Regions from separate parts of the Homo sapiens genome. Here region 2 is linked to region 1. Evidence: read pairs that join two places in POLR2A ChIA-PET (ENCODE). Cell type or tissue: Panc1. All regions are shown on one strand. Links, peaks and the distances in the headings refer to the core of each region. The heading gives the core; the rest is flanking DNA.

Region 1 (5,370 bases), core at 127-5,126:
TGGCTAAACTGACTGAGCAAGGTTTTTTGCTAAAACTGGATTTTACAAGGAAATGCACAGATGGCCTAGAAGGTTCAGGAGCTTGATATAAGTTTGATCAAGCGAAGAATCTTTGTCCATGGAGAGTGATGTCAGAATGCGGCTTTACTATACAGCATTTCGTGTTGACGGCATCTCTAGCTATTATTGTTAACTGTTCACAAAGGACAACAAGCAAAATGGCCCACAGCTTTCTTTTCATTACTGCTAATCTTAGCAGTGGTCAAAATGGTTGGCTCTGAATTTCTTTCTTTTTTGGGTTTGGGGTAGTAAATGGAGTGACTGTGGACATGTTTTATGGATTATTTTAAGCGTATGTATCTATTAAAAATTGAGAGGGCCCACATGGCCTGCTTTAAAAAGTCAACTGTGAGCTGTATTTGGTGCTGAGCCCTGAACCACCCGCTGGGCAGTGGGTGGCTACTGGCAGTGCCTGTGGACGTTCTCGGGGAAAGACGGTCTGATTGCACCTGCTCTTCCTCAGTTCCTAGTACTGTGAGGCACTCTTTCCCCACTCTCCCACAACCCTCAGCTTAACACAACTGTGGTGATTGCTTTGTCCGTTTTCCCATGAGGACCCTGAGATTTCAACAAGGTTCAGTAACTCACACATCGACACTTCCAGGGAGCTGTGTTGCCAGGAACTGGCCCAGGTCTTTCCCTCCTGGGCCCATCTTGTCCTTAATCTCTGCTGACATTGATGGGTTTAGTTACCTTGTCGTGTTTCTTCAGTGTTTTATGCCATACAGTCTCCCTTGAGTAGATGTTCTGTATAGGGGATATCACAGCTTCCTGGTGAGAACTGGGTTAAGTCCAGCAGGATGCCTGGGCTTAGTGGCACTGGAGTTGTGGGTGGCCTTGAGCCCCAGGCAGTCCCCTGAGAGCCCTTCCCGATGGATGTTTGAGTCACTGAGTGTGTTCCTTCTTCTTTCTGGTCAGGCTGTCCTGGCCGCTGCACTTACAATTGCACCCCATCCTCCTACCCACTCTGATCCCAGAGGAGAGTGCTTCTGCTGTAACCTCTAAGGCACAAGTGGGTCCCAAAGTCCTTAAATATGGAGGGATGTGGGGAAGCAGTGGTGAAGATGCAGGCCAAAGGTCAGCAGGCAACACTGGTCTTTGTTGTAGGTAACCTTCATCTAGAGATTCTTCTAGTTCTTTCCAGATTTATCTTCTAAAAACTAACTGGTATGGAAATATTACAGTCCTGTAATTCTTTCTTCTAGGTCATATTGAACATTCCAGATACCTATCATTACTCGATGCTGTTGATAACAGCAAGATGGCTTTGAACTCAGTAAGTGGTTAATTATTACCTTCCTGGCCTTTTCTTTGTTCCCTTGTCCCTTCTGTTATTCCCAACATTGTTTGGGGTCAGCAATTGCAAGGGCTATTTGTAGGGAACGCCGGGCCACGCTGATGCTGTTCAAGGCACCCTCTAGAAAGAGTGAGTCAGGTGCGCAGCCACACAGCTGCCCAGGTGAGTCGCAAGAGCCATGGCTGTTGGGTACACGTGGGTGATATGCATTCTCACCTTGACCTCATCCCTTCCTGCTTTGCAGGGCAGGGGGCAGGGACAAGGAGTGGGGACAGATGAGGCAGGATGGCGATAACAGGGGTATGTTCCAGGGAAGAGACCCACGTGGGATCCCATCGATGCCCAACTGAAGGACTAGGAAAAGTCATAACTGCATGAGGCATGGGCGGGCCTTCCCTCTCCCTGGAGCCCACTCCCTTTGGAGACAAATGTGGCTAATCTCTGCTCCCCATTGTAACTGGCCCGTTTGCCTTATACCTAAAATAAGTGCATTTAGTAAAGAGTTTTAAACACTTCCTAGATTCTATATCTGGAAAATAGACCTTGTTTTCCCCTTTATTTGTTACTGATATTCATTTTTTACTGGGTCTGTGTTTAATTTCAAGTCCACTGCTCAGGAATTTTCAGGGACAAACCTGCTTGCTAGTGGATGGCAAGTTCTTAGATGGCTGAGATTGCAGCCTCTGACTCCCTCATTTAGATGAGAGATTACCTTGTGTTTTCCCTCTGTGTGCTGCTCTGGTTCAGAGCTGTAATCTTCGGACTTTTGAAGGACAGCATTAGTGAGTTATTAAGTGGAGGTGAACTCTGCGGGCCTTGTTTGGCTCATTCCATTGTAATCAACTTCCCTGGAGGCCTCATTTAAAGTTCTAAGAGCTATGCTGCCTCTGCTCAGAACACCTGTCCATTGAGTACAAACTTGCTGTCATTCTCTGAGGTCAATAAGAGACAAGGGGCAGGCTGGGCGTGGTGGCTCATGCCTGTCATCCAGCCCTTTGGGAGGCCGAGGCAGGCAGATCACCTGAGGTTGGGAGTTCGAGACCAGCCTGACAAATATGGAGAAACCCCGTCTCTACTAAAAATACAAAAATTAGCCGGGTGTGGTGGTGCATGCCTGTAATCCCAGCTACTCGGGCGGCTGAGGCAGACGAATCACTTGAACCTGGGAGGCAGAGGTTGCGGTGAGCCAAGATCGCACCACTGCACTCCAGCCTGGGCAACGAGAGGGAAACACTGTCTCAAAAAAAAAAAAAAAAAAAAAAAAAAAAGGAGAGAGAGACAAGAGGCAGAAATTAATGAATAGGAAAAAGTTTTGCATGGGGGCCCTTAGATACAGATAAGAGGAAAACGTGGCCTCCCAGAGTGGCCCAGCCAACAGGTAACCGGGGAGAGCTGAAAGAAGGGGAAGATGTGGGCTGGTGGGGCCCAGAGTGGCCTGTTTGGGGCGAGTCTTGACAGGGTAGGTCTCGGGAAGGCAATTTTTAAGTAGGCTGAGGAAGGGGAGGTGGGCATTCTAAGAAGATAGGCACCAGCTGAAGGATGGAGCTGAGAATAAAATGCTACTTCTAGGCAGTTCCTTTCACATTTATGTATGGCCACACTCTGACCCAGAAATTTCATTTAAAGGGATTTAGCTACACCTTTCTACCCTCTGCACAAAAATGCATGTAATGTGTCAGAATGTTTATTGCAGCAGAGCTGCTAACAGCCCATGTTGTGAACCACTCAAATTTCCATTAATAGCAGATGGTGAGTGAATGACGATACATTCCTTATATGAGAGAAGAGGATGTAGAAGAGGTATTTGCAGGATAACACAGAGACTATGCTCCTTTAGGAACATTTCTTCACTCAGTTTTTTTCTCTGCAAAATGTTTGTATTAATTCATACCTGTGCCAGTCTCGCTGGCAGCGGGAGGGATTATGGTGAGCGCTCAAGGAGATTATGAGTACAGGAGCCTGGCGGCAGCTGAGTTCTCCAATGTTAGCTATTATTCTTCTCATTATAATTATGATATTGCTAGTTTACAGTTTTGTATATCAATATTCAAGGAAAAGACTGGAGGAACTAAAAGTACAGGATTTTGGCTTAATGGATTCTAACTCCAAACCTCTACACAACTTTTTAAAATTATTACTATATTTTACTAAATCCCAATGTCTGCCACTTTTTTTTTTTTTTAATTTTAAAGAATACATAGCCCATTGGGCAAACTTGGGTTTGCATGCTTGGCTTTTCAGCAGATGCAGAAGCCCTGGGGTGGGTTTGCCCTGGCTTGTGTGGTTCTCGAGTTTGAGTCTGTACGTCTTGAGTGGGTCAGGGGCCCCAGAGCTTTGCTGCCATTGATTTCTCCCCAACAGCAGACAAAGTCTCACAATGACCTCAATTTTCCCTCTTTCTTTCTTTTGAAGGACCCATTTTTCATGGTACTTGTCTTGACTGTTTTCATAGTGGTTTTTTTTTTTTTTTTGAGACGGGAGTTTCGCTCTTGTCGCCCAGGCTGGAGTGTAGTGACGTGATCTCCATTCACTGCAACTTCCGCCTCCCGGGTTCAAGCAATTCTCCCGCCTCGGCCTCCCAAGCAGCTGGAACTATAGGCGTGCACCACCATATCCGGCTAATTTTTTGTATTTTTAGTACAGATGGGGTTTCACCATGTTGGCCAGGCTGGTCTCAAACTCCTGACCTCAGGTGATCCACCTGCTTTAGCCACCCAAAGTGCTGGGATTACAGGAGTGACCCACTGCGCCCAGCCAAATCTGTATTTTTGTATGTAGAGGGAAATAATTTTCTCAACTGTAATCGTGAATAAATATTGTATTAAATTGTCATGAAGGAACTCCTGTTTAATAAATAGACATGTAAGAAAAAAAGAATGAATAGTAAAACCAAACCAAAACAAAAAACTTTGGTAATTGAAAGTTCTGGTTAGTTTTTATTCTAAATAAGTTCAATGTTTGACATAGTTGTAGACACCTAGGGAGAATCTGTAGTACCTCTTCTTTTCTATTACTTTTTTTTTTTTTTTTGAGACATAGTCTTGCTCTGTCGCCAGGCTGGAGTACAGTGGTGAGATCTCAGCTCACTGCAATCTCTGCCTCCCAGGTTCAAGCCATTCTCCTGCCTCAGCCTCCCGAGTACCTGGGATTATAGGCGCCCACCATCATACCCAGCTAATTTTTGTATTTTTAGTAGAGACAGGGATCCACCATGTTGGCCACGATGGTCTCGATCTCCTGACCTCATGATCCGCCCGCCTCGGCCTCCCAAAGTGCTGGGATTACAGGCATGAGCCACCGCACCCAGCCTTGTAGTACCTTTTTAATATCTTGTCACTTTCTTATTAATCTCTAACTGTACAAGTTGTATAGACAGGATGCATATTTCACAAAATAAAATAAAAACATTATCAATTTAAAAGATCATTGGTATAGCTGTGGTATGATGTGATAGTTTGTATGTAACCCTTTAGTGCAAATAAGAGTTTTATATTATTCATCTTCTTTTCAACTGTTTAGGGGTCACCACCAGCTATTGGACCTTACTATGAAAACCATGGATACCAACCGGAAAACCCCTATCCCGCACAGCCCACTGTGGTCCCCACTGTCTACGAGGTGCATCCGGCTCAGTACTACCCGTCCCCCGTGCCCCAGTACGCCCCGAGGGTCCTGACGCAGGCTTCCAACCCCGTCGTCTGCACGCAGCCCAAATCCCCATCCGGGACAGTGTGCACCTCAAGTAGGATTCTCTTTGTGTTTATTTCCTGTAATAAACCCGGGGTCCCGGGTCTACCTCCCCAGTGGGCTCTCTGCTCCCAACACCACTGTCGCCACCTCTCCTGGTCTGACCCTTCTCCTCCGTCTTCCGGAGCCAGCCTGTCTTCATGCCTTTCCACTCTCTTCCTGCTGGGTCAAAGCTGTCGCTGCCAGGCCTAGCCTCTTGCCCAGGGCCTGCAGATACCTCCCTCTTCCGTTAACTCTCCTGTACAGCTTTGCCTGTTCTACTCAGC
Region 2 (5,370 bases), core at 180-5,179, 230 kb before region 1:
GGGGATCAGGGGTGAGTCATGCCTCCGCAGTGCTCAGCACACAGGACTCTCCGTCAATCCACGCCAGCGCCCATTTCCCCAGACCTGCCGGTCCTCTCCTGCCTCTCCTGGAGGTGCCAGGCCCCCGCCTGCCCTGCCCCCTTGCTGGGAACCCTGGAATCTCCCATGGCTCCTCCCCTGGCCCACTTAGCCCAGCCTCGCCACCTTCTAACCTCTTCTACTCCTGCACTTTGTCCTTGCTGCCGGCCTCATCCTGCCATCGGCCTCTGCTCCAGAGCATTTCTTGGGACCCACAACACCGTCCTGAAGTGTCACATCCTCCAGCTGACCTTCAGGTTCCACGACGCCCCGGCAGGGGAGGGTGCACCCTGGCTGCCATGGTCCACCTCTGCTCTTACAAGTCCCTCTTACCCTTCACCAGCCCTGCAGGCCACCTGCTCTCTCCTCCAATAATTGTCCCCAGCCCTGCCATCCAGGCGGAAGCAGTCCCCATTTCTTCAGGTCTGGCAGCATTTTGCCGGGACTTCTCTATGGCACGAATTTCATTCTGCTTTGTGTTGTGGTGTCGAGGAAGGAGAAAGAAGAAGAAGGGGGGGGGAGGAGGAGAGGGAGGAAGAAGAAGAAGGGGAAGAAGAAAGAGGAGGAGGAGGAGGAAGAGGAGGAGGAAGGAGGAGCAGGAAGGAGGAAGAAGAAGAACAAGAGGAGGAGGAGGAGAAAGAAGGAGAGAGGGAGGAGGAAGGAAGGGAAGGGATGAGGAAAGCCAGAGGGAGGACACGTAGAGAACCCGGACTCCCTGCGGGCCCCGCGCCCCCGCGCCGAGCATTTCACAGACCTGACTTTGTTTGGTCCCTACAGCCTCCGCAGCGGCCTGCCTGGCTCTGAGAACAGGGCTCTAAGGCACTCGCCCGTCAGCTCCTGGGAAAGGGAGTCTGTTAGGGTTGCCTCTGCTGAGGGGAGGGCCTCGACCAGGCTGGAGGCAGAGCTTTCCCTGCGGAGGCCAGGCTGGCCTTGCTGCTCCGCACCGCTTCGTGCCGGGGAGGCAGGAGAGGCCCTGGACGTGGCCAGTTTTATGTGGGTTCTTAGGGAACTGACAAAGGCAACTTTAAGCTTTGGGTCCCTTCTAAAGGACACCAGCGTGCCTCATGAGCAAGGCGCTTGGTTAGAAAACAGACCCAGACTGGCTGTGAATCAATTCCGGGGTGCTGGACGCGCGCAGAAGGGAAGTGCTCCAAAGAGACCGACCCGCTGCTCTGGGCACAGCCCCGCACGCCTCCCGACCACAGGCTCCGGCCGCCCTGAGGAGTCGGACTGGGTCAGACCAGCGCAGGCTGACCTCACCCCCCACCCCAGAGCTTGTAGCCTCTCGTCCCTCTTGGGGCTTCCACTCTGTCCCCTGCAGAGTGGGCAGTGGGCACCGTTGCCGGGAGGGACCTCAAGGAGTCGGCTGTGATTCCCCCGCTGCAGGGGTGCTGAGGCTGAGCTGAGGGGGGTGGGGCTGACGCCGGAGGCAAGATGGGGCTCCCAGCAGAGTTAGAAGGGACAGGAATAGTGCTCAGGCTTGGGGCTCTCTGGTGGGGGCACCTGCCCGCCATCACGCTCAGAGGGCGTCTGGCCGCTGCTTTGCCTCGTGCACCGTGTGTAGCTGCGAGCGGCAGGGGAAGACACGGCCAACCTTGTGGCAGAGGGCGGCAGCAACTCCCAAGTTTCATCAGGCGGGGAAAGCTGCCTGCCAGATTCACCAAATAAAAGTACAGGACGAAAATGACTCCAGGACACTCAGTTACCTGTGAATTTCACATAATCAACAAATCATTGTTAGTGTGTGTCCTACTTATGGCATGAGACGTACTTATACTAAAAAGTAGTTCATTAGATATTTAATTCAATGTTTAACTGTTCAATTTTACTAACATTTTATTTAAATTTTCACTACATATATTCATTATATTTTAGCATAGGTATATTTCAAATATTGCATGGGACATACTGATATATATATATTTTATATATATATATTTATATATATTATATATATATATATTTTTTTTTTTTTCTAGAGACAGGGTCTCACTATGTTGCCCAAGATGGTCTCAAACTCCTGGACTCAAGTGATCCTCCCACCTTGGCCTCCCAAAGTGCTGGGATTATAGACATGAGCCATCACGCTCAGCCTTTAAATTTTTTTTAAATATAATTAGCTGAAATTCACATTTAGCTGGGGGCCTTGTATTTTATCTGGCATCTCTACTTATATCGCATTTCCCTAGTAATGCTTGGTTATTAGAAAATAATAAAATTTATTTTTAAATTCTCTGGAATTTGGATTTTCCCTCAATAAGTATATTCCCCAGGTTGAACTGTACCCCACTAGCAGAGAGTTTCCTTCCCTGCCTGACAGAGACAGCGTGCTCTGTCACCTGCAAAGCTGCACACAGCGGGAGGGAACGAGGAGGGATGCTCCTCACAGTGGCAAGTCTCCTGTTGCGTGTTGGTGCACCACTGGCCAGGGACTTAGGGGAGTGCTATGAGGGTCACAGAATCCCAGGAGACCCAGACCTGCATGCAGGGGCTGCAGGCTCCACTGTGAGTGCTGGGCCAGGAGCGAGGGGCCAGGGACAAGGGCACGGAGTTGGGTCAGGGACAAGGGCACGGATTTGGACCTGGTCAAAACCACTCCACAGTGGCCAGGCTCGGGAACCTGGCAGTGCCAAGCCTCTCCCAGCCTCAGTCTTTTCCACAGGATGGAGCGAGGACAGTGCTGGCTGCAGAAGAGTGCTGGGAGGATTGGGCGAGTTTTCGGGTAGACAGTGTGGCACACATCTGGCTGGCAGGACCAGCTCAAGTCCTGTTAGCCATTGGTCAAAGATGTCTGTTTACTGCCCTGAGAGAACTCAGCATTTTCCTATTAATGTGATTAGTCAGCCAGGACTGTCCCACAAGGCAAGAGAAGGATGGGGATCCTCATGAAGGTGGAGGAAACACTGGGGGAGAAGGTACCTAACAGGGCAGGCATCAGCCGTCTCTTTCCCCTAAGGCTCCTGATAGGGTCTGGCTGTGTTCCCACCCAAATCTCATATTGAATTGTAGCTCCCATAATTCCCATGTGTTGTGGGAGGGACCTGGTGGGAGATAATTGAATCACGGGGGCGGTTTCCCCCATACTGTTCTCGTGGTAGTGAATAAGTCTCACGAGATCTGATGGTTTGATAAGGGGAAACCCCTTTCGCTTGGCTCTCATTCTCTCTCTTGCTGCCACCATGTAAGAAGTGCCTTTCGCGTTCTGCCACGATTGTGAGGCCTTCCCAGCCATGGAGAACTGTGAGTCCATTAAACTTCTTTTTCTTTTCTTTTTCTTTCTTTTTTTTTTTTTTTTTGAGATGGACTCTTGATCTGTTGCCAAGGCTAGAGTGCAGTGGCACAATCTCAACTCACTGCAACCTCCACCTCCTGGGCTCAAGCGATTTTCCTGCCTCAACCTCCAGAGTAGCTGGGATTACAGGCATCCACCACCATGCTTAGCTAATTTTTTATTATTATTATTTTTAGTAGAGACAGGGTTTCCCTATGTTGGCCAGGCTAGTCTCAAACTCCTGACCTCACACGATCTTCCCGCCTTGACCTCCGAAAGTTTTACAGGCATGAGCCGCTGCGTCCAGCCAAACCTCATTTTCTTTATAAATGACCCAGTCTTGGGTACGTCTTTATCAGCAGTGTGAAAACGGACGAATACAGACCCCAACCTGCCTGCAGCACTGAGAAGTCCACACAGGGCAGCGAGTATGCTTGGGGTGTGGAGCCGCGAGCCTTCTCACGCTCATCCTACCGAGCCTCTTGAGCAAGGCTTTCAGCTGAGCCTGGTCCTCAGACTTCGAACCTGCCTCTTCACCCTCTCCTACGAAGCAAGGCCCAGATGTGGGAATTCTCACCCCTGCACTCCGATGAGGAGGCTGAGGGTCGGGGAGGCCGCGCACCTTCCTCAGAGCAGAGGCTTCAAGGCGGAGGCCAGGTTCCTACCTGGGCGGTCAGACCCAGAGCCCAGGCTCAGAGCCTCCATGCCTGCAGTTAAGCTGAGGGCAGATCCTATCTTATGGACTTTGGGGTCTTAATGTGAATTCACCCTATTAGAGCAGCTGGGGTGGGGTGGGGTTGTTTTTCTCTTTCCTAAAATCTCAGCGAGCTGCTGATTGTGTGCCTGCTACTTCAGTGCCTCTTCTTTTCCCCCCAACTCCCCACACTGTGCCATTCCAGAGCCGCGCGTCCATCCATCCTTCCTCCAGGCCAGGCCTGCCCCTTGGATGCCGGAAGTGGGAGTGTGTGTGTGCGGGGGGAAGTGGGGGGGTGTCAAAGCAACAGGCAGCATGTGTAGGACACACCATCTGTCCTTCAACCCACGCCACGGGCTCTGCTCTCCGTGTCCCTTTGGGAGTCCCTGGTGTCCCCCTGAGTCTGGGGCAGCCTTCCTTCTCTTCACGCCCTCCCCATATCCAGCCAAGCACTGGGTTCTGCTCCAAGTCTCCCTTGAATCTGAGCCCTGACCCCTGCTTTCATTCTCCCTGGGGAGGGCTCTAAGAGGCTCGAGGTCTCCAGGCCTCCCTCCGTCCGGCCTCTCTCAGCTCCTCTACCTGCAGCAACCCTGTCTCCAGCCCTATCTCTCATCCCCCTCCTTGACCCCCATCCCAGCCCCCACGTCTTCCATGGCCCGACTTGCACACTGAACCCCTCCTCCTGGGGCATCCTGCCTGGCCTGAAGCCCTGCCCTCCTCTGCCTGGCTGCTGCCTTTCTCCAGGAAGCCTCCTGGCCTCACCGTCCAGGTGTGATGTCCTTGCCTTAAACCCCATAGGAGAAGGCACTTTACCTTGAGGTTGTACTTCCCTGTGTATCTGCATAGGCAACCAGGGAGGGTGTGTCCCCGGACACCTCTTCCCTAGCGCCCAAGAGATTTCCAACAGAGGGCACCTCTCAACAAGAGAAAGGTCTTTTTCTTCACAGCAGGTTCCGGGCAGATCGATGTAACAAATGGTGGTAGAGAATTGGGAATGTTGAGGAGGAAAAGGAGGAGGGAAGAAGGGTGAGGGACAAGGGCCAGCACTGGGGCAGGGTGAGGGCCAGTAGCTCTGGCAAGGGACTTCAATAAGACAGGACAGGGGCTGGGTGTGGTGGCTCGTGCCTGTAATCCCAGCACTTTGGTAGGCTGAGGCGGGTGGATCCTGAGGTCATGAGTTTGAGACCAGCCTGGCCAACATGGTGAAACCCCATCTCTACTAAAAATACAAAAATTAGCTGGGCATGGTGGTGCCCGCCTGTAGTCCCAGCTACTAGGGAGGCTGAGACAGGAGAATTGCTTGAAACCAGGAGGCGGAAGTTGCAGT

What was found. ChIA-PET counts read pairs that join two places held together with the same protein. Peaks named below come from ENCODE experiments on the same cell type or tissue, not always from the same donor. Only the 100,000 strongest peaks of a DNase experiment are listed, where the experiment ranks them.
Region 2: POLR2A ChIA-PET joins it to region 1 with 11 read pairs; 2 of 35 experiments call an interaction of 5 or more read pairs at or near these places.

The regions. Positions count from the first base shown.
Region 1 is chr21:41,494,085-41,499,454 of GRCh38, reverse strand. TMPRSS2 (transmembrane serine protease 2) reads left to right here. Exons shown (of 14, transcript NM_005656.4): 2 at 1,266-1,336; 3 at 4,877-5,099. The coding sequence starts at 1,322. Among named protein-coding and RNA genes, the nearest start is that of TMPRSS2, 11 kb to the left of the region's middle. In Panc1, for the core only: no CTCF peak of the experiment used is centred there; no DNase peak of the experiment used is centred there; H3K27ac peaks cover 27 bases.
Region 2 is chr21:41,721,811-41,727,180 of GRCh38, reverse strand. No RefSeq gene overlaps it. Among named protein-coding and RNA genes, the nearest start is that of LINC00112, 8.1 kb to the right of the region's middle. In Panc1, for the core only: no CTCF peak of the experiment used is centred there; no DNase peak of the experiment used is centred there; H3K27ac peaks cover 3,995 bases.